Regions from separate parts of the Mus musculus genome. Here all the other regions are linked to region 1. The links are chromatin loops, found by intact Hi-C in ENCODE. Cell type or tissue: left cerebral cortex. All regions are shown on one strand. Each heading gives the region's core, and the rest is flanking DNA. Links, peaks and the distances in the headings are about the cores only.

Evidence for each region. A loop is a pair of places that touch in the nucleus more often than their neighbours do. Peaks named below come from ENCODE experiments on the same cell type or tissue, not always from the same donor. Only the 100,000 strongest peaks of a DNase experiment are listed, where the experiment ranks them.
Region 2: it touches region 1 in a loop (3.0-fold over the local background); 5 of 42 quality-filtered maps call a loop at or near these places.
Region 3: it touches region 1 in a loop (6-fold over the local background); 4 of 42 quality-filtered maps call a loop at or near these places.
Region 4: a loop joins it to region 1, with 9 times the contacts of the local background. A loop is called at or near these places in 2 of 42 quality-filtered maps.
Region 5: a loop joins it to region 1, with 7 times the contacts of the local background. A loop is called at or near these places in 5 of 42 quality-filtered maps.

The regions. Positions count from the first base shown.
Region 1 is chr16:39,982,681-39,986,680 of GRCm38, forward strand. It overlaps a transcript of Lsamp not described here. Among named protein-coding and RNA genes, the nearest start is that of Gm36903, 540 kb to the left of the region's middle. In left cerebral cortex, for the core only: CTCF peaks have their summits at 1,607 (motif pointing right) and 1,806; DNase peaks (open chromatin) are centred at 1,647, 2,141, 2,488, 2,939 and 2 more places; H3K4me3 peaks cover 2,339 bases; H3K27ac peaks cover 1,692 bases.
Region 2 is chr16:39,107,540-39,111,539 of GRCm38, forward strand. No RefSeq gene overlaps it. Among named protein-coding and RNA genes, the nearest start is that of Gm36585, 6.4 kb to the right of the region's middle. In left cerebral cortex, for the core only: CTCF peaks have their summits at 1,999 (motif pointing right) and 2,204; DNase peaks (open chromatin) are centred at 1,998 and 2,259; H3K4me3 peaks cover 558 bases; H3K27ac peaks cover 353 bases.
Region 3 is chr16:41,243,308-41,250,082 of GRCm38, forward strand. It overlaps a transcript of Lsamp not described here. Among named protein-coding and RNA genes, the nearest start is that of Lsamp, 290 kb to the right of the region's middle. In left cerebral cortex, for the core only: a CTCF peak has its summit at 1,632 (motif pointing left); a DNase peak (open chromatin) is centred at 1,606.
Region 4 is chr16:41,127,849-41,134,623 of GRCm38, forward strand. It overlaps a transcript of Lsamp not described here. Among named protein-coding and RNA genes, the nearest start is that of Lsamp, 400 kb to the right of the region's middle. In left cerebral cortex, for the core only: a CTCF peak has its summit at 3,425; a DNase peak (open chromatin) is centred at 3,392.
Region 5 is chr16:39,313,805-39,320,579 of GRCm38, forward strand. No RefSeq gene overlaps it. Among named protein-coding and RNA genes, the nearest start is that of Gm36852, 39 kb to the left of the region's middle. In left cerebral cortex, for the core only: a CTCF peak has its summit at 3,555; a DNase peak (open chromatin) is centred at 3,572; H3K27ac peaks cover 259 bases.

The sequences.
Region 1 (4,000 bases), core at 1-4,000:
TTGAAAGACTCTCTATATGTTTTTGAGATGGAGCTTTTCAAATGTTTGAGTTTTTTCCACACTGTGGAACTTTTAAATCTGTAATTTTGTATTGTGCTATTGATGTTAGCATGAGATCTTGGGGATAAGCAAAGAAAGGAAAGGCTGTTGTTGAATAGTGATGTGGTTGAGTGTCCAGCTGAAGGGTTCCTCTGTTCTGGCTAGTTTTATGTCAACTTCCCACATGCTAGAGGCATTTTCAAGGAAGGCGCCTCAATGGAGAAAATTCCCACATCAGATTGGTCTGAAAGCAAGCGTTTAGATCATTTTCTTAATTGATAGTTGATGTGGGAGGGCCCAGCTCACTGTGAATTGCCTCAACCCTGAGTATGTGGTCCTGGGTGCTCTACAAAAGCAGGTAGGTCCTGGGGAGCATGGTAATAGCAACAAGCCTCCAAGTCCTATGTGCCTGTCTCTGCTTCCTGTCTTGAGTTCCTGTTCTGACTTCCTGGGTGATGGACTATAAGCTTTCCTCTGCAAGAATATTTTTGGTCCTGTTGCTTTATGACAACAGTAGGAACTCTAACCAAGACAGGGAGTAGTTCCCAGAGGGCACAGCAGTGGGTATAGAACAGAGACCCTCTGTAGGGGCCGTTTTGCTCCCCACATGTGTATTTTACAGTGGCCAAAGATGATCTTCAGTCTATTAAGTTGGTACAAAGGTTGGTACTGAGTACCCAGTGCCCATCAGAGCCTCCCATAGCAAAGAATTCAACGGGTACAATGTGCTACTAGTGTCAAGGTCAGAAATATGGCAGAGACATTACCTGCAGATCTGAAAGAAACCACAGACACCATGATCACATAATTCAAATATTAAATTGCATCACTGAATAAAATGAAATAGTTTTGTTAGGGTCTCCATCCAGCAAAATTCCCAGGAAGAGATGGAAAATCCACCTTTGCTGCATCCTTGTGACTTAGAGGAGTTCTGACTGGCCTCTGCTCTCACTAGCATGTGTTCCTGAGTCATTCATTGAGTTGGACATGTTTGGTACCCCGCTGAGAATTTTTCTCTGAATGTTTAGAAGAAGGTAGGATGGGTAGGTTTTTCATGTTGGAGTTTTCTCTCTAAATAACTTCAAACTAGAGGTGTTAAAGCAAGAAGGCAGATGATGTAAACAAGAGAGGCCAAGAAGCTGAGCTATGATAGATAGGGTCAGCCATGTCAAAACTGGTTTGACCTAGTGCTTCAAAACCATACATAAAGGATTGGGAATGCTGTGTAATGTGGAATGGCATTGGATAGGATGAGGCTTCAGATGGCCACTAGAATCTCAAGGTGGAGGTCACTGTGACATTTGGAGGAGGCTTTCAAGCAATCCTTGGCTAAGAAGGGAGAGGCCAGAGAGAAAGGGAACCACGGGATAAGAAGATGAACAGTGAGTTCCAAGATTTTTCTCCCGCGAAGGGGAAAGTCAAATGTATGTTGCGACAAGGTCAAATCAAGGTCTTAAGAAGACAAGGGCTTTTCACCTATGTTTGCTGAGATGAAAGGGGACTTTGGCTGCATTGGACCGACCTCTCACACACAAGCAAACCCAGGGCCGCGGCGCTGCCAGGCTGTGCGCACTAGATGGCAGTAGCGGGGCCCTTTCGGCTGGGCTCCGGGTCCTATAAGGCGCTTGCTTGTTTAAGTACAGTCTCATTTAGTTGGAGCTGCAGGGGAGTAAGGGAGAGGAGGGTAGGAAAGAAGAGAGCGGGAGAGCTCGAGGAAAAAGAGGGCTCTCTGTGCTGACACCAGGTTCGGACTGCGAGCATCCTTCAGGACCGGGCTCGCGCTCTTGGAGAAGAGAGCGAGGCTGTGCTGGGATTCGCTGGGAGACTGCTCAGTCCGCGTCGCTGGAGCTGGGAGAGCCCTGAGGGAAACCAAGGGAAGCGAGCAGCGCGTTTTACTAGAGAGAGCAGGAGTGAGGAGAGACGGCTGGAGCGCTTGGCGACATGAGGACCTACTGGCTGCACAGCGTCTGGGTGCTGGGGTTCTTCCTGTCCCTCTTCTCATTGCAAGGTAGGGGGAGCCTGTGGCGACCCCGCGCGCCCCCTCCTGCCGCCGCTGGGTCCGGGATGCTCGATGGGGTCACCAGCGCTCTGGGTCTACACAGAATCCGGCTTATTGACAAGTCCGGTGATGCGTTTCTACCCGCGGTGCTGTAGTCCAGGCTAGGTCCCGAGGCGAGCGGGAACCTGCAGACTTGCTGCAATATCCATGCTGGTGGTGGCAGATTCAGAGCTGGCCTGTGCGGACTGGGGGTCAGAGAGGAGCATGTGCGGGTCTGGGTGTTTGTGTGTGTGTGTGTGTGTGTATGTGTGTGTGTGTGTGTGTGTGTGTGTGTGTGTGTGTGTTTTGCCGGTGAGGCTGGTAGTGCTGGTGGTGCTGGTGTGGTACTGGTGGGAGGCAGTGGCAGGGATTCTGGGGTTGCTCCTCTGTAAACTCCAAGAGCTGCCTTGGTATTTGCTGTCCCCGCGTCCGCGGTGCTGATACCTCTGCATTCCTGCTCTTCCAAGAGGAAACTGGCATTAACTTTAGGAGGCTGCTGGGTAGCCGCTTGCCACCTGGCACTTGCATCCTAGACAGAACAACCCCTACAAAAATTATTCTGTCCCTAGATGTGGGAGGGGTGAGGGTAGGGGAGAGAAGGAAATGTCTGTCTGAGGGAGAGAGAGAATGAGAGAGAGAGAGAGAGAGAGAGAGAGAGAGAGAGAGAGAGAGAGAGAGAGAGAGAGAGAGAAAATATGAATATGCACTTGAGAAATCATGGGTTAATAACTGCTGGCTCTGAATAGCCAGAGCGTTTCATGCTTGGGGGTTTGAATATCTGGGTCTTTACTTTGAAAATGTCTTGGTTCTGTGCTGAGGGAAGATTGTGAAGTGAATTCACGAAGGTTAAAAATGCAAACACATACATACTCTTTGCATCTCAGTTAAGGCTGAGAAATCCAGAGCCTTCGTATATGTTCCACAGTACACAAAATCATTCCAAAAAATAAGAATGCATTCTTTTCGTTGTTGTTGTTTTTGTAAGTTTCCCCTATTTCACCGTTCCCACCGGTGAAAGGAGCCTAGTACAATTAGCTACTGAGAGACTGCTATTTCTCTCTACCATTGATAGTTGTACTATCCCTTCCTGTTCAGGCATTCTGTTATCATGAGGACCTGTACCACTTACATTTCTCTCAATACTGAAAAGCAAGGCTTCTCATTTACACACACACACACACAAACACACACACACACACACACACAGAGAGAGAGAGAGAGAGAGAGAGAGAGAGAGGGAGGGAGAGAGAGAGAGAGAGAGAGAGAGAGAGAGAGAGAGACTCATGAATTCTCACTATGAAATGACCAGACTGGCAATCTTCCCTTGATTTTCTTCTGACAGCTGGTTGCTAATGTTACTTTTGTGGGTTTCGTTTTTCATTGCTAGGGAATATTTTGGGTAGCTAGAGAGCCTTCTTGCCAAAAGAAATGAGAATAGACTCCTCCTGGCTGTTTACTAGTTGAAGCATTGCAAGTAAATAAACACAATGTCAAAGTTCTCTTTTGAAATACACAGAGCGACAGCTGGAACTCACCCATGGCACAATTAGAAGTTACAGCTTCTAAAAAACTTCATCTCGGAACTCATTGACCCCTTTTCTTTCTTATCAGAATTGTTAGGTCCTGTGACACATAGGTCTGTGACTGAACATGCCTGCATGAAAAATAATATCCAAATCTATCTTGAGAACCTGATTGCTTTCTATTTTCTTTATTTTTTTAATTTCCTTTCTTTTCCGTCTCAATGCTGTCAGGTTTCTCTGTGATTTCCGATGTCCTATTTCAGCCTTTTAATTATTTGTCTATTGAGGCATTAGCAAAAATATGATAGTATGAGGTCAGTAAGTGAGGGTCATCTTTTTCTTTCTTCTATTTAACTAGAAACTTAGCACACAAGATAAGAGAGTCAGTCACTTGATGTTT
Region 2 (4,000 bases), core at 1-4,000, 880 kb before region 1:
AAAAAAAAAAAAGGAACATTTTGATTGGATATCACTACTGTCAATCATGTGAAGTATAATGTACGGTTTGACTTCTTTAGTCAGATGAATGAAGTAGTTCAGATCCTGTAATCATGTCTCCTTCTAAATTAATATGTATGGAGAGAGAGCGAGAGTGAGCAAGTGAGAGAGCGAGAGAGGGAGAGAGAGAGAGAGAGAGAGAGAGAGAGAGAGAGAGAGAGAGAGAGAGAGCGAGAGCGAGAGCGAGAGCGAGAGCGAGAGCGAGAGCGAGAGCGAGAGCGAGAGCGAGCATGTATCTTCTGTTTGGTTCAGGTCTCTGAAACACTTCAAGAAAAATTGATATCTAAGGATTTTTTAATGTTATCTAGGGTAGAAAATAAAGGGACCTTGTTGTAATAAAGTCTGATATCCAGGACTTTCATTCAATAGCTTTAAAGAGGAAGTAGTAATTAAATTGGGACCAAACAGGAGAAAAAGACTATCGACTTTTAGACACAATATTTAAATTATTTGATTCTGATTTTAGTAATATATTTTCCTTAAATGCGTCATTAAATGTTAAACCAAAGGGTTTTTGTAAATAGCTGTATAATTGTCTGAAATGTTCCTCTTCTTCCTGTAAGGGATTTTTTTAAGGCTAATTTTTTTACAAAGAGAGTTTAGAGTAACTTGTTGAGCACCAATCTTCCCTCAAAACAATCTGGTAAGGTTAGAAATGTAAAGAAAAATTAGGATGCTTTATTCATAGGTTTGATGAGCTGATATTTTAGATTAACACGGTTGGTATTGAAAAAACATGTGGCCCTTCAAAAGTCCCATAATGTCCTGCAGAAATAAGAAACTGCATGAGCCCTCTCCCAAGTGGGACAGGTGAACATTTTTGTCTTTGACACAGGTCTGAGAAATAGTGGCTACACCACAGGCCTACAGGAAGATTGCATATAGGACTATTTTCTGCTATGTGGGGCTCCTTGTCCAGGTTCTAACAGAGGGATGAAAATAACACCTCTGGAGTTTGATGGACGGAAACACATGTAGGAAATAACAAACGAACTGCAGATAAACTGGGATGAAACGGTCTGTTCAGGATGACACTCACACCCGTGTGGTGAGGCCTTTCTGACAGAGATGCCTGGCTTCAGAGCTAGGTTGACTCTGAAATCCTTCTGTGATGGATGAACACGTGGACACCACGTGATGTTGACCTGAGGTCCAACCAGCTAGGGCCATCTGGCTCCTCACATGCGCGCGTCAGTTGCCATGGTTCTCTCTACTTTGAGCTTGTGGGAAGTACATTTTTTTGCTGAGAAACTAGGTCTTTAGGAGTCATGTCAGGGAGTCTTGATTTTCGTTCTTTGGCTTCTCCTAATTTCTGTCTTCACTGTCCCTGGAGTTCTTGGGAAGGCTTAATAATAATGCGTTGTTATCCAGAGAAATGTCACAAATGAACTTCAGTTTTCTTTTCTTTTCTTTTCTTTTCTTTTCTTTTCTTTTCTTTTCTTTTCTTTTCTTTTCTTTTCTTTTCTTTTCTTTTCTTTTCTTTTCTTTTCTTTTCTTTTCTTTTCTTTCCTTTCCTTTCCTTTCCTTTCCTTTCCTTTCCTTTCCTTTCCTTTCCTTTCCTTTCCTTTCCTTTTCTTTTCTTTTCTTTTCTTTTCTTTTCTTTTCTTTTCTTTTCTTTTCTCTTTTCCTGTCTGTAGAATGGGATAAATTGTCTGCTTAGTTCTTGGTGTGTTTTGATAGTAAAATAGAAATTACATGTACGGAAGTGGCCAACAAATACGAGATATGATATTACGATATTAAGTTTGAGCAAGCATAGCTTTCTTTTGTAATTTGATTGTTTTGGGTGAAATAAGGCTAAGGTCCCCTGAAAGCATACTCTTTGTCCAAAATGGCTATTGTCCTGTAGTGAATGAAATTCTGAGCCTGGTGATTTGTGGCCAATCTTGTTTTTGCTTCCTGCCCAGGCAAGGTTTAGTACCTGAGATCACATGTGTATTCTTTCGTGTCACCACAAGGTGGTGCTGGTGTATCCAGTAAGACGCTTCACCCATCCAAAAAAAAAAAAAAAAAAAAAAAAACCCTCTCCATTTCAACCTTAATTTATGATCAGGATTTACAACTCGTTGTTATAACGTTGCCTTTTCTAAGCTATCAATTCTCTGTTTCGTTTTTAAAAATTCTCTTCCTGTAAAATTACTCTCTCCTCTTTTTCTGAGGATTAAGTTTGCTTTGTGACAAATCCGCGTCTTCACTGTGGAGTAATTGACTCCATGTCTGGGGGAGGGGGCGAGGAAGGAGCCGCTCAATTCTGCCCTTTCTTTACTCGTTTCTCTCAGGTCCCACCCTTGGGCTTATTGGCGGCCCAGCGCTGTCAGGGTCGGTTTTAGATATGTTTTAATGAACGGTCAAATGGGAGGGGGGGTTTTCTCTATTGCTAATACAATGTTTTAGGCGCCTCTGTGTGTGAGTGTGTTCATGCTACAGGACCTTTTTGAGCCTCCGTTTATCATCTGTAATGTGATAATAATGGTCAAAGCGGTCTCTGGATTGCTACCAAAGTAAAGGTGATGATATATATATACATATATATATATATATGTATATATATATATATATATATTCACATCTGTAAAATAGAAAGATAATAGCTGCTTCAGGACTGTAGGCTAAGCAAACAAGAGAAAACACACATAATTTGCAGCATAGTCTGAATGCTGTGTGAATGCGAGTAATTATTGTCATTGTCACCCAGGAGGTCTTAGAGTGTGCATGGGGCCGGGGTCAGGCTGGAGAACTTGGCACTGTAGAATGGCAGAGAGCAGCTTCCTAGAGGTTAAGAACGGATGACAGAAAGAGGAAGGAGCAGAAAGAGAGTTGAGGCAGGTGGAGAAATTGCTTGATCTCACCTGTAATGGCGGGCCTTCATCCGAAGTGGTGGGCTTTGTCTTTGCCTTATCCCCCTTTGTCACCACTTCACTCTGTGGAAGTGTAAACTCTCCATATTCACACTAGCCACCTCAGTATGTGGGTTCTACAACAGAGTTTGAATGGAAGGCAGGGGATCCAGTTTCCTTCCAGGAAACCTTGTCCAGGAGTTTCAGCAGGCTAGAGTCATAGAGTCAGCCACTCAGAAACCAGAGGACAGCAAACACACAGACTTGGAAGCAAAAATCCCTCATTGATGGTGGTCATTTTCTGATTTGATGGTTCTTTAAAATTTTAATAGCAACTTTTTTTTTTTATTTGTGTCAGACTAGCTTCTTAGATTTAAATGAATGTACAAGATGTGGCTGATAGTATATGGGTTCTGGATGTTAGTATTAAAACAGAGGTTATTAGGAATTTAATTGTGGGTATGCACGTGTGTGCATCGTTCGTGCATGCACACACATGTGTGTGTATGGTGTGTACATGTGCTTTAAATGAAAGAACTCATGATCTGGGAATGCTGGATTGGACAAAATATATTGGCTTATCAATTTCAGCTATAAAAGTAAGAAGCAAAGGCTCTCTGTCTCTGTCTCTTGCTGTCCCTTTCTCTCCCCCCTCTCTCCCTCTCTCTATTTCTTACACGCACACACAGACACATTCTATACACCCTAGTTCCAGTTTAAAATATAGGACAATTATTTGTCCCAGTGGAGTTGAAAATGGAACAAACATTAAAAATATGGGTCATTCCTAACCGTGTTTGGGATACCTAGTAATTTTGCCCTTGAGGGGACATGAACATTATTTTCTAGGGCAGCAATAAGCCAGGTCTCTCTTTAAGAACCCTAATGGGGAAAATATGTTGCAAAGCATGAATAAATATAAGACATGGGGGGTTGGGAGTGAAGCAGATAACAGAACGGGAGAGGAGGCAGGAGGCAGAGAGTGGGGGAGGCAGAGAAAATCAGGACATTTTTACATTGTTAGGAGTGAACCCATTACATTCACCAAATACATTATGTGCTCAACACACACCAGCTGTGTGTTCAGGTGAGTGGTAGATGTA
Region 3 (6,775 bases), core at 1-4,000, 1.3 Mb after region 1:
GATAAAAGTAACTGTGTAAACAAGTAAACCTTTTAAAAAGGAGACTATCATGATATCATATCTCTATTTTCTTCCTAGGGATAAGTTCTGAGGATTAACCCAGAGCTTCATAGATTCTAAGAAATGTTAAAACACTTTAACATAAGTATGGTTTACTTTATTGTTGTTTAAAAATTATTATATTATCTTACTGGTGTTTTGTCTGTGTGTGTGTGTGTGTGTGTGTGTGTGTGTGTGTGTGTGTGTGTGTGTGTGAGTGTGCACACATATGCATGTGTGTGGATGTGCATATGTGCATATGTGTGCAGGTGTGTTCAAATGTGGGGGTGTGGCAGAGAAAGAAATATTTTGTGCACCATTCTTCATCTTCTACCTTGTTTGAGACAGGGTTTCTCATTGATCTTTGATGCAAATGCTAGGACTCTGGGATCAGTGTTCTAAGAGCTTCTAAATTCTTCTGTCTGTGCTTACTATTATGCCTTTGAAGCCCTTGTACCACAGGTGCTTAGTACAGCATCCAGCTTTACATAGGATGGAGAATCTGAATTCAGATCATCATACTTGTGTGGCAGACATTTCTACTACTGACCAATCTCTAACACCCTAAAATATAATTATATCTACTTATTCTTTTTAAAAATAATTTCGATATTTTAATTATTTATGTTCCTAATAACAATTTCTAGGGGTCTCTTCCCTTCACATCCTCACTAGGATTATAGCTATTGAGTTCTTTTTTTAAGGCATTTTTTATTAAATATTTTCTTCATTTACATTTCAAATGCTATCCCCAAAGCCACCTATACCCTCCTCCTGCCCTGCTCCCTAACCCACCCACTCCTGCTTCCTGGCCCTGGCATTCCCCTGTACTGGGGCATATGATTATGACTCAAAAGATATGCCATGGACTGTCACAAGTAGTGACAGAACTAAGAACACCCTAGTTGCTTCAGTGTGTAAGCTGGTGTTGAGTTTGAGAGAGGATGATGTTGGAAGTGTGCTGAGTAAACATGAACATGGTATCTATAACCTAGACACTCCTACATAAAACGAGTTCAGTATATAAATGGTATAAATGTCTTTCATTGCAAAGTTATCAGATCTGTGGTGATAATGGCTGGATTTATGTTGAGTCTAGACATACAACAAAGTAAGAAAATGCATACATTTTCAGAAATTAATTCCTCATCCTTTCACGTTATTGGACACCCAACTATTGAATACTACAGCTCAATGAGCACTTGAGAGGGGAAAGCCAGAGTCTGCTTTGTATGTTGTCTTGCACAGTAACTTAGGGATTTGGGGGAGTTAACTATTCTAAATCACCTAAAGGAGTATTTATTGAACCCACCCACACAGAGACAAAATGGAAAAGTCACTTGATCGGCCTGTAAAATGAATGCACCCATTATACACAGTTTCTGACTGTTCTGCCCAAAACTGTATTTCATTCTGCATAAAAGGTGGATGCTGTCAGTGTTGTGGAGTTTAGATTTGACTGCCCATTCTCTCAGCCTCTCTCATCTCCTTGCCTTCTTCCTGCTGAAGATCCTGTGGTGCCTCTTTTCCAAAGCTTTCATGCCACACGCATGCTCTAAAAGTAGGGCAATTCTGCCCTCAACTGGCCAAATAAATGATTGCATTTGGGATTCCCTGTGCAGAGGTTCAGATTCTATTTTGTGATATAAAGACATACTTTCTTGAGAACTCTAAAGTTTAGAGATTTCCCAACTTAAACTCATTACTGTAATTATTATTACAACTTCGGTGATACTTCTAGAATTATCAACTAATGGAGGAATATAGACAGATCTCCTGTAATAATTCTCTGTCCTAATAACTTTCTGGATTGCTATGGAGTCAGCTAAGGTTTAGGTTCTTCAAAGGCAAACTGCAGATCTGTGATAAAATGTCCCTAGAAAGAATGAGTGAGTGGAGAAACAGTTATCTTCCCTTTGTTTCTCTAATTCTCCTATCTGTCTTTTAGGAACAATGAGCATTCAACTGTTTTGGTAGTTTCCAAATCCAATGAAGGATATGGGGAAAAAAGGAAAGGGATATTTTCTCTTAGAGTAGTTCGGACTGTGACCACCAGGAGGTGGACAAAGAGGAGAATAATCTGTTCAGTTGTCTCAAGCCATAAAGCACGCATGAAACATAGTCAGCTCCCTTCATTAAAGGGAACAGCATTTTTAGAATAAAAAGGAGAAAGAGAGGTAGTACAATTGTAGAAAGTAAAGCCATGTTTGTAGCCTCACATAAGGAAAGGAGAAGGGACATTGCTTCTGAGTGAATTGCATCTGATTGGGCTGTAATTAAGAGAAGGTAAACACTTGAACTTTAGAAATCCCAACAAATATTTGATCAAGCACATAGAAAATCCAAATCATTTGCAGAATTTATTTTTCTACAGTTTCTTTAAAACTCTTGTTCCACCTGACATCGTGGCACATTAATGTGGGCTTGTGCACAGAATTCTGTCAAATGCTCTGAGGAAGGTGATAGCAGACAGGATAAGCAAGTGGTCCCAAATTAGAGATATGTCTGGAGAAAGGCAAGTGCTTCTATCGTATGGTACAGTTGATGACGAGGACACAGTCACCAGCATGCGACCAATCTCTGAACGCCCAGATGCTCATTCTTGAGCTTTTGACACAAATTCAGACTTGTATGGACGGATATCATCAAAACCACAGAACTCTAAATTAGAAGGTGAGAAAACCTAGCAAAAACAACATTAGTTTCTTCAGAGTGACCTGTCTCCTTTTTCTCTAACAACATCAATTTTTAAAACTTGTTTTTAAAGTTCCTACAGTTTTTTGAGCGCAGATTTATAAGTTATATTGATCTACTCAAAACCTTCTCCCTCTGGTGGTTTTCCACTCACATCATCAGCACTACACTCTCGTGCTAACCTATAATGCAGCAGTACAGCAGCACATGGCTCAGGTTTTGCATGTCATCTCTCTGTACTCTGCACTCTGCCTGGGGAATACATACTGAGTGGCAGTCCATATTCTTTTTTTTTATTTAGGTATTTTCTTCATTTACATTTCCAATGCTATCCCAAAAGTCCCCCATACCCTCCCCGCCCCCACTCCCCTATCCACCCACTTCCACTTCTTGGCCCTGGCATTCCCCTGTAATGAAGCATATAAAGTTTGCAAGACCAATGGGCCTCTCTTTCCAATGCTGGCCGACTAGGCCATCTTCTGATACATATGCAGCTAGAGACACGAGCTCCAGGGGGTACTGGTTAGTTTATATTGTGGTTCCACCTATAGGGTTGCAGACCCCTTTAACTCCTTGGGTACTTTCTCTAGCTCCTCCATTGGGGGCCCTGTGATCCATCCAATAGCTGACTGTGAGCATCTACTTCTGTGTTTGCTAGGCCCCAGCATAGTCTCACAACAGGAAGCTATATATGGGTCCTTTCAGCAAAATCTTGCTACTGTATGCAATGGTGTCAGCGTTTGGAGGCTGATTATGGGATGGATCCCCAGGTATGGCAGTCTCTAGATGGTCCATCCTTTCGTCTCAGCTCCAGACTTTGTCTCTGTAACTCCTTACATGGGTGTTTTGTTCCCAAATCTAAGAAGGGGCAAAGTGTCCACACTTTGGTCTTCGTTCTTCTTGAGTTTCATGTGTTTTGCAAATTGTAACTTGTATCTTGGGTATTCTAAGTTTCTGGGCTAATATCCACTTATCAGTGAGTACATATCATGTGATTTCTCTTGTGATTGGGTTACCTCACTCAGGATGATGCCCTCCAGGTCCATCCATTTGGCTAGGAATTTCATAAATTCATTCTTTTTAATAGCTGAGTAGTAGAAAGAGGAACAGTCCATATTCTTAACATGTCACCCTGTGTCAGGCCGGATCGGGTCCTTGTTCCTGAAGGTTATGCCCTGAGGATCCACTGACCACATGATCTGTGTGGTTGCTTTACAGTAGCCAAATTGTATATATTGGTCATTTACTTCTTGATTAAAGAATGTGTTCTTATTTTTCATGGTGAAAAACACATTAACCTCACAAAGAAAAACATGTATCCTAATTCATTTGCAATATCTTCCCACATCATGAGGCAAAAAAATAAAATCTCAAGTTCACTCTATGCAGGCTTCTTTTCAAGGCAGTAGTATTTTTCATGCTTATATATAAGGTATATATAAGGTATATTTTGCCTATCTTCATTTCTCTCATCTATTTTAGTGTCTCTTGCACAGCTTAATGGCAGAGATCTTTTCAGCCATCATCATATTCTTAACAACACATCAACAATTAGCTCATATGTTTGTTTGTGTATGAAAACACTTTCTATTAGAAACTTATAAATATATTTTCATAGAGAAAAAAAGCATTTATAAAACAAATACTGGTGCCTTATGGTTTGTAAAAAATCTAGTTTCATCTAAATATACTGCTTAATGAAAAATTTACCAAGATCTCCTACGGTGGCAACTTTATAGAGTACTATCTATGAGAATGTGACCAAGCAAAGATGCTTAAGTGAACAGGTTAGAATCAGACATGATTAGCATATTGATCACTGGTATGAATAGGGACTTTGAAAATAACAACTCACCTTTTATTTGTTGCTTTTAAAACTTATATTCTAATCCTTCTAAACATTACCTGAGTAAGATTAAATTTTTGTCATGAACACTACATGTAGTCCATATCCAAACATATATGCTACAGGATTAGATATCAAATTAATGAAACTTTTCCGCATGACTGATCTCAACAGAGTTTTCTCCTTCAATCCAAACCTAATTGAATAACATCATGACAAGGAACATCATATGGTGCTATTTAGTGAACACCCAGTATGCATTTGGTGCAAAGAAAACAGAAGTTGGCAAAACCTGGAAAAGTTTATGTACTCATTTTTGTCTTTAAGGTAGAATTATGCTCTTTCCATGTTATTTTTGTCATAAATACCATTTAAGAACTTAAATAAGACTTGAAGATTATAAGCTTCTAAATAATATTTTCATCTACTGTCCCAATCTTCTAACTAATAAGATGTCAGAAAATAATGGAATGAATTGTATTTTTTATTATACTTTATTGCAGGAAAGGGGAACTGTAAAGAAATCTCATCATTAATGTCACCCATGGGGCAGCTGGCTTCTGCTAACATGTGTTCACACACATCTTTTCTCTTTTGTGTGTCCCTATGCCATCTGTGTAACATCAACACTATACATCCTGGGAAGGTGGAGAAATAAGGCAGGCAAACTTATCAAAATGGAAAATTATAGTGTATTGGACTTTTAGGAGAATAGTGTCCAATGACCTTTTATTCTACAAAATAAAACAAAATTTATAGAAAAAAAATGACTTTTGTAAGTGTTGTTGGTGATTTAACAATAGCTTCTAGATAATGGGTGTGTGTGTGTGTGTGTGTGTGTGTGTGTGTGTGTGTCTGTGTGTCTGTGTGTCTGTGTGTGTAAAAACACATTTAGTTCCTGGAAGCAAAGTTATATGTCCGTTTGACTGTCTACCCATTAATTCATTTATGCATGGATCTCATTACATTTTCTATAAGAGAAAGCCAGAAACATCTCACCCCTCCCCAAGAAAAAAAGTACAAAGGTGGAATCCAATTGAAGGTTCACAGCATCAGACAAAATAATTATTATTCTCATGAGAATAAAGCCATAGCAGGCCAGACCTGATAGCAGGAATAAATGTGCAGACTCAAGAGTATGGGATTTTTATGAGAAATGTCCCGAGGTATCATTTATGATGAATATACAGCAAGATGAGTTTCAGAATGTAAAAGGGGATAAATCATCAAGGTTCTCAGATGCTTTGCAAAGAAATATTTTTTCTTAGCAGCCATGAAGAACAGTTGAAAAAATTTCCAATAAGTTTTTATGGGAGAATATATGTGTCCAATGATCAACTCTTCACTTTATAGAGATTTAGTTACTGGAACAACATTGTAGGTAGGAGTTTAGAGGACTAGCGTAAAGATGACAGTACATCCAAAGAGTGATAGTATCCATTGGATCTAAGCCTCAATCTCAGGTACTGATGTTCACCCAAGCAAAGCTGAGCTTCTGGCATTCAGTATACAATACTGTAAATGCACATGTGTCTACTCTGAGAAGAAGCTGTAAGAACACACACATCTGGTGCTTGTGGCTATGTATATTTCTGATGACCTAGACGTATTGTATCCTCGGAGGTGTGACACCCCTACATTCCTAACAGCAGCTGCAGTGAAAGTCTACAAGAGTTGAGGCGGTGTCCTTGATGTCTAACTCCCCACCTAAGAAACCCTATCTGCCCAGATAATTGCATTCAGGCTTCACAGAGAAGAGAAATGAGTTTTTGAGGCATGTATCTTTAGGCTGAAATCGATGTAGTAGATTTGTAACTCTGCAGAAGCAGCAGTAATTATCATGATTCTCCCGGAAGAATTTCAGCAGCAATTCATAAAATTTTAGAGAAATAGTCTTTTGGTGGCGGAGGTGAGGAAGTGTTGAAAAATGAACATTTTTCATTTCATTGACATTCCTGGGTATAATCCAGAGTTACTAGAATTTCTGAGATACAATGTAGTAACTGAGTTCAGTTTGGCTTAACTTTTAATTTAGACTATAGAGATTTACTTTAAGATTTTTTAACTTTTTAATTATGAGAACTCAGAGTGCCATGTGTTCAGAAAACAGTTTAAAAAGCTAGTAATCTCAAAATAATGCCATGGCATAATCTGGAATCTGTAATAATACTTACACATACAATTGCATATAGTATA
Region 4 (6,775 bases), core at 1,095-5,094, 1.1 Mb after region 1:
TACCCAGGTCTCGAGGGACCCTGGGACAAGACAAGTCATCCCTAGCTGCCTAGGGGCCACTCCTGTCATATATCCCTTTGCACATGCATCATGGCCCCAATAAAAGTCACATTCTCCCTGCCTCCATTTTCTCCTTTCCTTTCTCTCCCAGAAGCTACCTCTGCCCAACACCTCGCCCCCTTAAAAATAAACCTCCCACATGAGACCTGTCCCACAGTGTGGGTGTGTTCTTGTCAGGACTGATACCTAGACCCATCAACTGGTGAGCATCATACTGGCAAATCTCTGTTCTTCACTCATCAAGGGTACTTAATCTATGCCATTATTATTTCACAAGGACATCTCTTGTTGTCTCTGTCAGCCACTAGGTTCTTACATACTCTTTCCTTTTCACCTCCATCAATAATCCTCCTCAGCCCCAGTGGCTTCATTCATTCATTCATTCATTCATTTCATTCCTCTAAGGTCTCTAAATGCTTAGGCATCCCAGGGCTCAGACGATGTTTGTTGCTTGCTTACACTCAGTTCCTGGACAACCTCATACAGCCAGAACTATAGTTCTGATTGATCTCTTGAGCCTTGTATCATTAGCAATAAACCCTGAAGTCTGAGTTTGTGAATCCAGCTGACAATTCTGTGTCTCCTGTGAGCTCTCTTACACAAAAACAATCACAGAATCTATTTCTTTCTTGTACTCTTCTGTACCTTCTTTATGTAAATTACCATCCCCTCTCTCACTGTCTGGGCTATTGCAGAAACAAAAAAGAGCCCTCCTATTTTTCTCTGTAATTTTTCTTCACGTAGACAGTATGGTAGTCCTTTAAAAATTAAATTGTATCAAGCTATGTCTCTTGTAAAAACAAGTTAAACTAAACAATAATAACAGCAATGCCTTTCAATGATTTACATCTTTTTTTCAGAATAGAAAGAAATCTTTAACACTCCCTATGGTCCAGGTACTCATTGTTATGTTAACTGAGTTTCCATCTCTGGCTTTCTCATGTGCATTTCTACTCTTATTCTCCCTGTTACCTCCACTAACGCCTATCTTTTGTTTCTGACACATGACAAACTTGCTGCTGCCTTATGAACTCAGTCCTTACTGTTGCTTGAACATGACTCAGTATCCCCCTTGATTGTCTCCCTCAGTTCATCCCCTGTACTTTGGTGCTTCCTCTTCAAAAAATTTCTGTATGAGGAATCTTTCTAAAACATTACCTTCACTCTCCTCCCTAACGTGCATCATTTATATTTACAGGGCCTGTGAATTTCAGGCATTGGTGAATATGAGTGAACAGGATGCAAGTATTATTCATATGTAGTACAATTTAGTTCAGTATCTAAGACAAGGTTTTCTGCCTTTTTAGTCACTTTTAATGCACTGAGCTGGACAAATTTTTACAGTGCCAGCCTCCCTATGCTTAACACATCCTGTGCTATATCTTTCTTTATTCTCTAGATACCAGTAGGAACAATTGTGATCCATAAACATCTCCAGTCATTGACAAACAAAAATCCTTTGGTTGAAATAGCTGTCTAGTAGAGAACACTAATCTAAACCTCTGTTTATGTAAGTTTCAGGAAACTGAGGACTTTTCCTTGTGATTATTGATTGCTGTCAGGCAAGTCACAAGGAAGTCAATTTACATAAATGAAAACATAGATCTCTAAGGCTTCCAAGTATTTTCCATTAATATGAGTTTCCCCTTTACTGCTGCTTCAAGTAGCTGGCTATGGCTTATGAATGAAATGAAAATGAAATGAAAATCTTTTCAAAATATTTGGAAGGAGACATTTTAAAATAGTCATATAAAAGAAGCAAAATTTCAGGTAGCAGGTGTTATTAGTTTAAGATAGTCTGACCTCTATACTAGTATGTTAACAGATATAGACCACAAATGTTGTTTTGGGACATAGTCTTCCCAGCAGCAGATATTTCGGAGTGAAGGTGCTGGTTCTTCAGTAGACGAGACTCTGCTGTTGTATAATGTCACTCGTTACGTATTTCTTAAAATAATCAGAAGATTCTCTGAGGGCAATTGTTCAGGGAAACCATTTACCTACTGTTTCATCTCTAGCCTGTATTGAAACAATGGAGCATCACAGCCCTACAATACAGATTGAGAACATGCACGGGCCTATGTTGGCATCTTTGCTTTTAAGATGTTTCTAGTTTACTGAAGAAGAAACATAAGTAAAGAAGTTAAAATTAACCATATAATTATCTGTAACTGCATAAGCATGTATCTGATCTATATCATACTCCTAACAGTTATAAATGTCATGACAGTTAGCTATCCAGGAAAATCCAGAGAATTATCTTCAGAGGGGATATTTACCATCAGGTTTGGGTTGGTGAGCAATAACTGATGAATAAAGTTGGATCTGATAGATAAAGAATTTCAGACTAAACCTAGCACAGAAAGAAACATATGGAAATCATGGTATACTTTGGTATGTAAAGGGTATCCTGAGGTATTTGTGGGAAGCATACATAATGGTAAAGAAAGATGTGTGAAATAAAGTGTTGACAAACACGAAGCTGGGCTATAAAAACCCTTAAAGCCTCATTAGCCTGTATAGATTTTATTTTAAATAATCCGTATGCAGCACTTCATTACATGGGCTTTATCCAGCCTTTAGGACAACAGTTATGTGTTCAGATGAATGTTTAGAGCAGCCATACTTAATCTCTGGGGTTAATATATGGTAAGGAAAGAGAAAAATTGAATCTTCCATTAATAGTTGGACGTGATCTTCCAAGAAAGGAAAACAAGGAATTGAAACAAACCAGGAACCAGTACATGTACTTTTGGATAGTGAATGTGAGTTTAATAATATCTCCCACCATGAACAAATATAAAAGGTTAAGAGATTGACTAGTTTGTTAATGCAAAGGGATCGAAGAAGTTTCTAAGGATCCCATCTTTGGAAACTTTGGAATTGGGGATTTTGTTGGTTATCTGATCTCTGACTCAACTTGTTTTGAGACCCCTTCATTCCTGGCCAGAAGAACAACATGTGTTGTTTTACATTCTGCTAATTACCACAGATACTGATCTCACAGACTGGGAGCATGAGAGTATTTCAGGTGAAAGAAGAAAAATATTGACCATTCAGGGACTTCAATACCAAAGTCACATTTTGAAAAGACAGGATTGCTTTGAAATTTTGATGCTAAAAATCCCAAAGTCAAGTCTAAAATATGAGCTGCTTTTTGCTCAATCCCGTGAAAGAAATGACTCTCGGCTTTCCATGTTTATGAACTCTTTCATGGACAGTCACGGCAACTTATTTTTCTGGCTTTAGCCCATCTCTGTGAGCTATCCACTTTTATGTGCATCTCACTCAAAACAAATTATATATGTCACTTGGCAAATCCTAGGTGTGCGCCTGTTTGTGGCTTAACACTGCCACCTAGCATCCAAACAGGATCTCTCTTTGCTTTCTACACAGAGAACCCTGACTCTCCTTTCTAGGCATGAGTGCCAGAACACCTACCTAGATAAGAGCTTGTTTATGACCAGTTAGCATTGTAGGTAAAAAGGTTTCCATTTATACATCAACATTTCAGGGAGTTAAATGTTTGGATTGCCCCATCACTGGCAAGCACCAAAGAGAAATCACAACAGATGAATATTTGTAGGAATGCTGTAGTGTGTGTATGTTCAACTTCAGAGGTAGAGAAAAGGAAGGGGGAAGGCAGGCAGGCAGGCAGGCAAGGAGGCAAGGAGGCAAGGAGAGATTGTAATTTCCTTTCTCACCATTTCTTTTCCTACTCCTCTTTCTCATTTCTTCCTTCCCTTCCTCTCATCCCCCAACCTCTACTTCTCTCTTTGTTTTTCTCTTCCTTCCTATTTATTTCTTAAATTTGACACTCATACTTTAGGAATTTTACTGCCTAAAGCCATCATTTTTTGACTGCAAATCAAATTTGTACATCTTTATGTGCATTTCTTGGGTTTCAGTGCAGAATGCTTTACATTGTGAATTGAGAAGCATGGGTAGAAGAAAGGTAGACTTCTGTATCTCTTATTATTAAGCATGTCAAAGTAACTTGGATGACCAAATACTGTGCAGAAAGTACATCCTCACATCCTCAAACATGTCACAGAAATGGTCCCTTTGTGGAGCTAAGTGTCTTACAATGCCTGTCCGAACTCAGATCTTACAGGTACTTATAGCTGGTTTTGAAAACAAAATTTCTACCCACTACTCCCTGCAGTGACAGTTTGAGTCTCAGATCTCTGTAAAGTTTTGCTTTAGGGAAATGTTTATATGTCTAAGAGCGAGTGCTTGGGTTCTGATGCCTACAGTGTGTTCTTCCCAGTATGAACTCTATGTCAGTGCCTAATTTATCACTGTCTGACTCCCTCCTCGGGTGGTTGCCTTTTCCTTTGCTTCTTTCTGTATTTCCAGGGTAAACAGCCTATAACTTCAATATCCTGACATTCATATGTCCTATGTCTTATGATGTGTGCATTTGTGTGTCTGTGTTTGGCTGTCTCTGGCAACTAAGAAACAGACAGATGTGTCTAACAGTCCGATAATTCCCATTGTAATGTCCTAGTCAGTTACAAAATTTGGCCACCTTGGCACCAGACCATTTCTGTTTCCTATGCCAGCATTTTCTCCTCTACTTTCTAGGACCCTCTTTGACCTTTAGCTTGTTTGTAGTTTCCCACCAAATTCACCTCCTGTTTGGGTCTCCTAAGGCTTGAGAGAGTGAAGTTCAAAGCATTCCTTTCATCAATCAGGCTATTCCCAAATATTTTCTGGATTGCCTTCTGTCTTCTGTTTGATACAATCCCTATGTATTTGTGTTGCTTTCATTAAAAGTTAATTTAACCACACTCCACCCCTTGAAGAAGGAACAAGTTGTACATCACCTTGTGGCCATAGAACACTCAGCATTCAGAAGTGAAAACCCCATTTATCTTGCCCTGTTGTGTGGCCTTAGTTTTACTTCACTACATGCCACCCTTCCTTTACACTGTTTTTATTCTATCCTGAAATCTCCATATTAAAACTACACAAGGACTTGATGGGGGACTCAGAACTGCCAGTCTAGCCTGCAGCATAGTACATCAGGCGGTGTGACATTAAGGATTAAAATCATATATCTCTTTCTTTCTACTGGCAGCTAAGGGAAAGCCAGGAGGAAAGGTGATGGGTTGTATTTCCAGACTAGTCCCAAAGGAAAAAAAAGGTTAAGCATCTAGAAATTATCAAGGAGAATGAAGGATAATATGTGGCCAGGACATCTTCTCTGTCTGCATATGTACAATTTATCCTTATTCATATTAGTAGGGCTGATAGCTCTGGATTTCTGAACAATGATATATTCAACATCTTATCTTTGATTCTTCCTTGACGTCATTGCAATCTCCATGATTATTTTAAGAAGTAAGGTGAGGGTGTTTGTTTGTTTGTTATATTTTGTTTTTGAGACTAGGTCTCATGTATCTTGGGCTGGTTTCAAATTCTGCAGAAGATTATAACCATAAATATCTGACCCTCCCACCTACACATCACAAAGGCAGCTAATGCACATATGAACCTTTGTGCATGCCAGGAAGGTGTTTTGCCCACTGAGATACAATTCCCACTAAATGGAGTAAATTTTCCTTGGAAGGAATCTATTGCTTTAAGTTATAGTTTCAGATTCCAAAAGAGTTTTTTTTTTTAAATCATTGTAGATTTTAAGGTAAAGAGATGACTAGCTTTCTTACCTTCAGCCTTCAATAGTCTTAAAATTCTGAACACCATGTGTTTTGCTGGCTATGCTGTCTTCAGGCCATAAAATGTTTATGGTCGAGTTCCTCTCAGAGAAGTGTGTGTCTGTTTTGAGAAAAGAATACTTCTTGGAGATGGAAATATACAACAGGCTCTGGCAGAAAGGGAAGCTGGTGGGAATCACACTTGGACCCAGGACTTTTCATATTGGATTCCTCCAGTGAACCATTTAGAATAATCAGAACCTGAAGCCAATGCAGAATTTGGCAAGAAAGCTTTCAAAGATAGCTGTGTCTAATACTAAAACCAACAGTCCTTCTCCATCCCAATCTCATTCAAATCATCAAAGTCAGTTCTGCATCCTTAAAGGAGAGAGCACATGCACTTCATTTCAGGGTACCAGTTTTCTCCTTATTTGTTTGTAAAATGCTTTTTAATAGGGCAGTTGCAAGCAGAGAATATAGAAGCAGGTATAATTTAAACATCATGCTTTTCTAACGGTTTCTTCCTTTAAGCTTCTTAATGCTCCTGGGCTTCTATAACCTAATCTATAAAACTGAATGAGCAAACTTACAAACCCTTAGTTTCAAATGAAATTATAGATATTTATGTTCATTTCTGAAGTTTAGTTATTTTCTTTCCCCAACCTTATCTGTGTAACATATGCACAAGCATCCCTTTTTAAATGCAGATGGCACCGTCTTGAGTTATAGAATGAAGGTGGTATTTATCTCGGGATTTCTATAGCTTTGATTACCTAAATACACTAATAGAAAAATTGGGCTCAGAAAAAATAGTAACTAAGAAAGATAGTCTCCAAGCTATACTGGATGTTAAAGCTGTAGAATATGCATTAGCTAACCTTCAATTACTTATGGAAAGGCAAAAGGAAAGTGGGTGTAACATATGTGTGTATTAGTCCTTTGCAGTGACATTTGCAAAGGGTAATTCTCTGAATATAGAAAGTGTCCCTGAATCACTTTGTAGATCATCTTGAATGTATGGTTTCTTGCTTCCCCAGTGGAGTAGAATCATTAGA
Region 5 (6,775 bases), core at 1,607-5,606, 670 kb before region 1:
TTTGGAAACTATGAGATAGAAAACACAAAAAATTTGAGAAGTAACTATCTTTGAATTTCATATAAATGGAGTCTTATGGATAACTTTCATTTTTATGTGGTCTAAATGTTGGGAAATTCAACATCACCATTTCTGGTGCCTGTACAAGAACATTTAGCTCTAATGTTATTCAGAGTAATGTCTTTTATTTCCATTGTATAGCTTTTGCTTCTAAGTCTAATATTAGGGGTGATGTTTTAAGGAGATAAACAGTACCCACTTGTACACACACTCACACACACACACAGACACACACACTTTCACACTACAGTTCAGAACTGTAGAACGAGGGTTACTCATATATGACAGGCTTTCTCACTTTTCTTAGCTGTTCTCAATGTCTCTGGTTTCATCCCTAGACTTTGATTATAATTTTCATTTCGTATTTATGCAATCCAATCTTATGATCTTGTGTCTCTTTGGACCACCATATGGTTCTGTGTCTTTAGGCTAAATTTGCCTTCAAAAAGCTTCTGGCTCCTTCTAGCTTCCGGGAGGCCAGGATAGTAAGCCCTTCAAAAGTAAGAAGCCAATTTGCTGATTGCTTTCTGCCCTATGGTGAAGGCCTGGCAGCTGTTCAGTATAGCGATGGTGCAATACAGTAATGCTTCCCACTGTGGGGGGGGGGGAAGCACATCCCCTCCTGCATCCCACTAATGACAGATTCATTTACGTTAGTGGTTCTCAATCTTGTTCAGTTGGCGAAACACCTGGAGGAAGTAGTATTCTGAAAAAAGGACCTCATAAAATATTGATACACTTAATTCCATTTACAAACTTAGACCACTTAACCAGCAGAAAATATGACCACCTCACATGCTGCATATGAAATTGTGTTCTTAATACCACAGAGCAGGGATCTCAGGATGACTTCAAATTCTTCTGTTAACATTGATGTACTTAATAGTTTTTTTTTTCTCTTGTGTGGACTCCTCCCCTGTAGTAATCCTGAAAGACTTAAGAATTATTTTGACTTTCTCCTTAATTCGAATTTAAACTGAGACCATCTTGTTTATGGCAATACCTTTTCATTTTGAATTCAAAGACAAGCAAATACCACCTTTTGGGCTTAGCATCAAACTATCACAGTTTAGCATTACTTGAGCATTACTAGTTTATTCTATGAACTAACTGTTTCTTTCAAAATGAAAATGTCCATTGTGAGATTAACCTGAACCCTGGTGACATCTTCCTATGGACTACTTCAATTGCAAAGTCCTTATTTGTTTAGTTTACAACTGTTTTCAAACTTTTGGTTATATGTGTAGATTCCCTGAACTTTAAATACCCCCTGCCCTAATCTTTCATGCAACTTCACTTCCATCTTGAAGTCAGTAATTTCCTTACCTTTTTTCCTTTGTTTACTCTTTTTTCAAAATTAGATATTTTCTTTATTTACATTTCAAATGCTGTCCCCTTTCCTAGTTTCCCCTCTGAAAATCCCCTATCTTCTCCCCATGCCCCTGCTCCCCAACCCACCTACTCCTGCTTCCTGGCCCTGGAATTCCCCTACATTGGGGCATAGAGCCTTCACAGGACCAAGGGCCTCTCCTCTCATTGATGACCGACTAGGTCATCCTCTGTAACATATGCAGCTAGAGCCATGAATCCCACCATATGTTTACTTCGATTGGTGGTTTAGTTTTAAAGTCACTGTTATTTTGTGCTTTATGGCAAAGACTGTAACTCTTACTAGCTTATGACATCACAGGAAGGTGGACGGAGGGAGATTCCAAAGCCCTGACCTTCAGTCCTCTCAAAGGTTCATGATTGTGAACTATGCTATGTCAACTATGCTATGTATGTGTTGGAAGGAGAAAATAACCTATCTATACCAGTTGCTCATGTCCTTAGTGTGAATATCCTTAGTGCCTTGATTTCAGATGGTAACTATAATGCCACCAGAGTACATCTGAGAAGCAGATAACATTATGAGTGGCTTTTCAAACCTGCTCTGGTTGGCTTCAGCCGAGCACTGCTCACAGCTCATAGCCTGTACTCACTCACCAATCATATTGAGATCATATTGGAAGTGGGTACTCCAGCTCTAGATGATCTCTACACTTGACTCTACATGGAGCAGAAGGTTGCCTTTCCCTCTAAACCCTGTCCAGATTCTAAGCTTATGAGCAAAATAAATGCTGTGTGTGTGTGTGTGTGTGTGTGTGTGTGTGTGTGTGTGTGTGTGTGTGTGTGTTTGAGCACACATACCCATGGAGACCAGAGGCATTGACTACCTCTGCAGCTGGGGTTGCAGGCAGTTGTGCGCCTCCCTATAATTATGCATGCTGGGAACTGAACTCAGGTCTTCAGAACGAGCAGCACGTGCTCTTAAGTGCTGAGCCATCTCTGTAGGCTCCTTGTTCCTTTATTTTTATTACAACAATATTTGTTTGGGTTGGGTATAGTTGGACATGCCTGTAATGTCAGCTCTTGTGAGGCAGAGGAGGGAAGATCAGGTCAGGGCTTGCCTTAGAGGTCAGCATGGTATACCAGAGACCCACCCTGTCTTAAAAAGCAGAACAAAGCAAAAGTACTTAGCTAAAGTAGCAAGAATATCTCTCTGTATTTTTTGTTGTATATATGCTTCTTGTGGTCTAATGATTGTTGAATGAATTAATGAACTAATGTTGACCATTGATGGCTCTCTGGGAAAAAATGTTCTCTGATCATTTCCTGTGGCCCTTTGTGACTTATACAGTTCCAAGTGAGAAGGAAGTGGAGTTCCTACAAAGGGTTCCTCTGTGGTTATGTTCTGGGTCTGGTGACAGTGTCATTGAATTCACAACTGTGTAATCCCTGAAGACTGGAAGGGTATTCCTTCACACGAGCTCAGCTTCCTGGCGGGCAGCTCTTTGGACAAAACCACCTCCTATAGACTTTGGGCTAGTATCTTGTCCAGGGCGCACTGGGGGGATAAAAACATCCCAAAAGAATCAGTGTCAAGAACGGAAACTTAAAGATCTCATTTCTGCTTTGTCTCTCATAGATGTACATGCAGTAAAGGTGGCAGTGCAGTGGTAAAAATAGCAGGGTTATTATGCTCAAATCTAATGCATTTAATGTAACAATAGATTACTCCATTGTCATGAAATGAAGGGAAGGTAGGAGGATCTAATTCTATCTCCACATTCCTTAATAAGTACCTCATTGTCAGGGAAATCACTTACCCTGTTCAATCCAAATAAAAAGGACGAATATACAGCTGCACCTACGTGTGTGAGAGCAGGTAGGGTCCGGAAGGACTTCCAGCTCTGGCTCTGGGTTAAAGGGCATTCAGGGAGGAGGTCGGTGATGGACTGCTGCTTGCTCTGAGATGAAGTGCTTCTCTGTGTGGAGTCGGGGAGGTAGTGTTTTGGCGAGATGGAATTGACAAATGCTTCACTTTATCCACCTCCTCACACCCCCATGAACGTGTGATTTTGTGGCAGGCTTTGGAGATGAGATTTTCTACTGTATAGGCTTCTTGTCAGGATGAATGAAGACCCTGTTAGCGAGAGCGTATTCTCCGGTGGCCTGTAGGCGGCGCTTTTGCTCTAGATTGAACCACTTGCAGGCTGAAGGCAGTTGCTGCTGCCTGCTGCTCTGGCTGATAGTCTGCTCTGGGCATGGCAGAGTGCAGTCCTGTGAAATCTGTACTCAGGGACACCTAATCGAAGAGCCAGCCACAGCGCCTCTTGTGCCAAATCAACAAATCCTCAGTATCTGCTAATCAGCCATTAATGTTCTATTGATAGGCAGAGCCAAAACACATTCAGAGGGATGGGTCCATGGATTTAAGCTGCTGCTCAAGTTTATAGCTTAAAAATTGTTCTTTCTTCTGCTTTAATTTTCCCTTGAAATTCCCAGAGTAAGATGATCAGTTTAAGGAACTTAACAATCATTAGAGGCTATGAGTTTGTTGAGAGGTTGAAAAGGAGTAGGGTTTTTTTTTTTTTGACATTTATACAAATTTCATTGTTTTGAAAGATAAAATCATGATTTAAACACTCTTTTCATTCTATGGAATAGACCATAAACTGTTCAAAATAGTAACTGCTATCCATGTATGATTATTTAAGAAATACATATTTAAAAGTCCTTGAGTCACTTTTGCACTTTCATGTTTTAAAAGCTCAATGGCACTCTGTTGCTGTGCTGGTGAGTGTAGCTGTGAGCATGGTTGCTCTCACAGAAGATCTAGACATAAATGGTAAAGAAGAAGAGGAGGAGGAGAGGTTGAATATACAAGGTTCAGAGTTTAGGCAAAGAGAGAGAGAGAGAGAGAGAGAGAGAGAGAGAGAGAGAGAGAGAGAGAGAGAGAGAATGAGAGAGAGACACACACAAAGATACAGAGAGACACTGGGAGACAGAGACACACAGAGACAGAGAAAGACAGACAGGCAGAGACACACAGAGACACAGAGAGACACACTCAGAGAGAGACACACAGGGAGAGGCAGAGACACAGAGAGACAGACACACACAAAGAGATAGACACAGAGAGAAAAAAAGAGAAAGATACAGAGAGACAGAGAGAGAAACACAGAGAGACACAGAGAGGCAGAGACACACAGAGAGAGGCAGAGGCACAGACAGACAGATACACAGAGAGACAGACACAGAGAGGCAGAGACACACAGAGAGAGGCAGAGGCACAGACAGACAGATACACAGAGAGACAGACACAGAGAGAGAGACAGGCAGACAGATACACACAGAGAGAATGAGTCTAGGCTATATTTAGATTGCCTTTATGTAAGCATAGGGCTCTATGATTCTATACACAAAGACTTTTTACTGACCTTCTATATTTTTGCAACAACAAGCAAAAGTATCTGTCAGCTCTTAGTACTTTCCATATTGTCAAGGTGAAAATGAGCTGACACTTTTTATCTTGATTCATAGACAACAGTTTGTCTATACTTAATCAGTCAATACCATCTCAGTTTGTCAGAAAGGTAGGAAGCCTTCTGGGGGTCTACTTCATTTACACAGGATGATCAGTTTGACTTATGCTCTCAGAGCTAACACATCACCATGGTGCTATATGAGTATATTGGAAGGGTCTTGAAACCAGATCTGACTAGAGGATAGGTTTGAAAATAACCTGAGTTGGACCAATGTTCATGTCGTATTAGAACAGCCACTCTGTGTAGCAATTCTAACTGCCCTGTCCACGGCTCTTCTTGCTTGTTAACCAATAGTTCTTTGACCACTGAATACATCTGCTGCCTTGTGATCTTCTGTTTGGTGACTAGTGAGAAGTAGGGACTTGTTATGATGTTGTAGTCTTCAAATTACTTCTTTGAGCTCTGAAGTACTGCAGGGTGGTTTATGAGATTGGAGGCTGTGGTTGCTCCCAGCCTTAGCTTTCTTTGTAGTGTTCTCTCACTGAAGTACATATGACAGGTAAGGCCAATGGACCTGAACTTTCCAGCGTTTACCTCCTTCCTCTTAGCATCCAGCCCACAGTTTTATCACGCTACCCATTTGATTTTATTATTATTTTCCTGGCATGATTAGGCACTGCATAATTGGTTCATGAAAGACTCTCCCGTCACCCGATTCTGTTATGCAAGGCAGGATACAGGCTTATTAATTTACAGCCGAAGAAAAACTTGGCCCGAGACCGTGAGTTCACGCCAAAAAGATGCTTGACAGTTCTGAAAGTTTCTTGGTGAATATAGAGTCAGAGCTGGGCATGCTCAAGGGACTGTCCTGTCAAGTCATGGCAGCTTGATGAATCGTCTCTCTCTTCCCAAGAGATGCTTCTGTCCGAAGATCCGGAACATTCCCTGTCTGAGAACCCTCATGCCTGAGTGGATCCAGTAGAAAGGTAAACCCCGTTCACAGTCTCACTGCTGGGCTGGCCCTTGCCACTTGAGTTTTGTGGTCACTCCAGTTTATCCCTTTAGCATCCCTTTGTAGCAGACTCTACTTGACAAGTTTACAGATTACTTTTAATTAATTATAGTTTAGGTTGGCTACCTCCTACTGACATTTAGGGAAGCATTATAAGCTCATTTCATAGCACGTCTCCAAATCTACCTGGAGAATCCATTTCTTCCGGGCAAGCCTGTGTTTGTATTGACAGATCTTTCTTAATTCACCTGTTCACTCAGTCATTCAGTATTATTCTTCTTGGTGGACACCAACAGCAACAGTGAAATTATAGATAAAAGTAAACCTCTTTCTGGTTTTGTAGAGTTCACACTCTGCAGGGTCAGCGTCAGGAGCTATTATTTTCAGTCATAAGTCACAAAGAGAGATAGACAAGTGGTTTGAGGCGTGCAGGAATGGGTTATGTGCTTGAAGCTTCATTTGCTATGCAAGGTCTGTTGTGATCCTTGCTTTTCTATGTTTTTTTTCCCCCTGTTGTGTATTTTGAGATTAGTAACAATAGTGACAATAACCGTGGTGTTAGCTAGAACCTCATGCGCACCGGTGAAGGTCATGGCATTATCTTTCAGCTACTCGTGTATGTTACCTAATCTTATCTTTGTTTATTCCTTTACATTTTCTATTGGTTCTACTGTCCTTCACATTTTTTGAAGCTTGGTCATGGGATCATAGGCCTCCATATCAGTTTTACGCTTCCTTCTTCTGGGTTAGCCTTCCCCTTCACCTTGACTTTCCCCGTAGTTACATGCCACTATTTACTCAAGTGTTTTGACCCCCAATATTCTACCATCATTTTACATACATATATAAACCTGTGATTCTCTCTCCCATAACATGTCTCTCCATGCAAAAA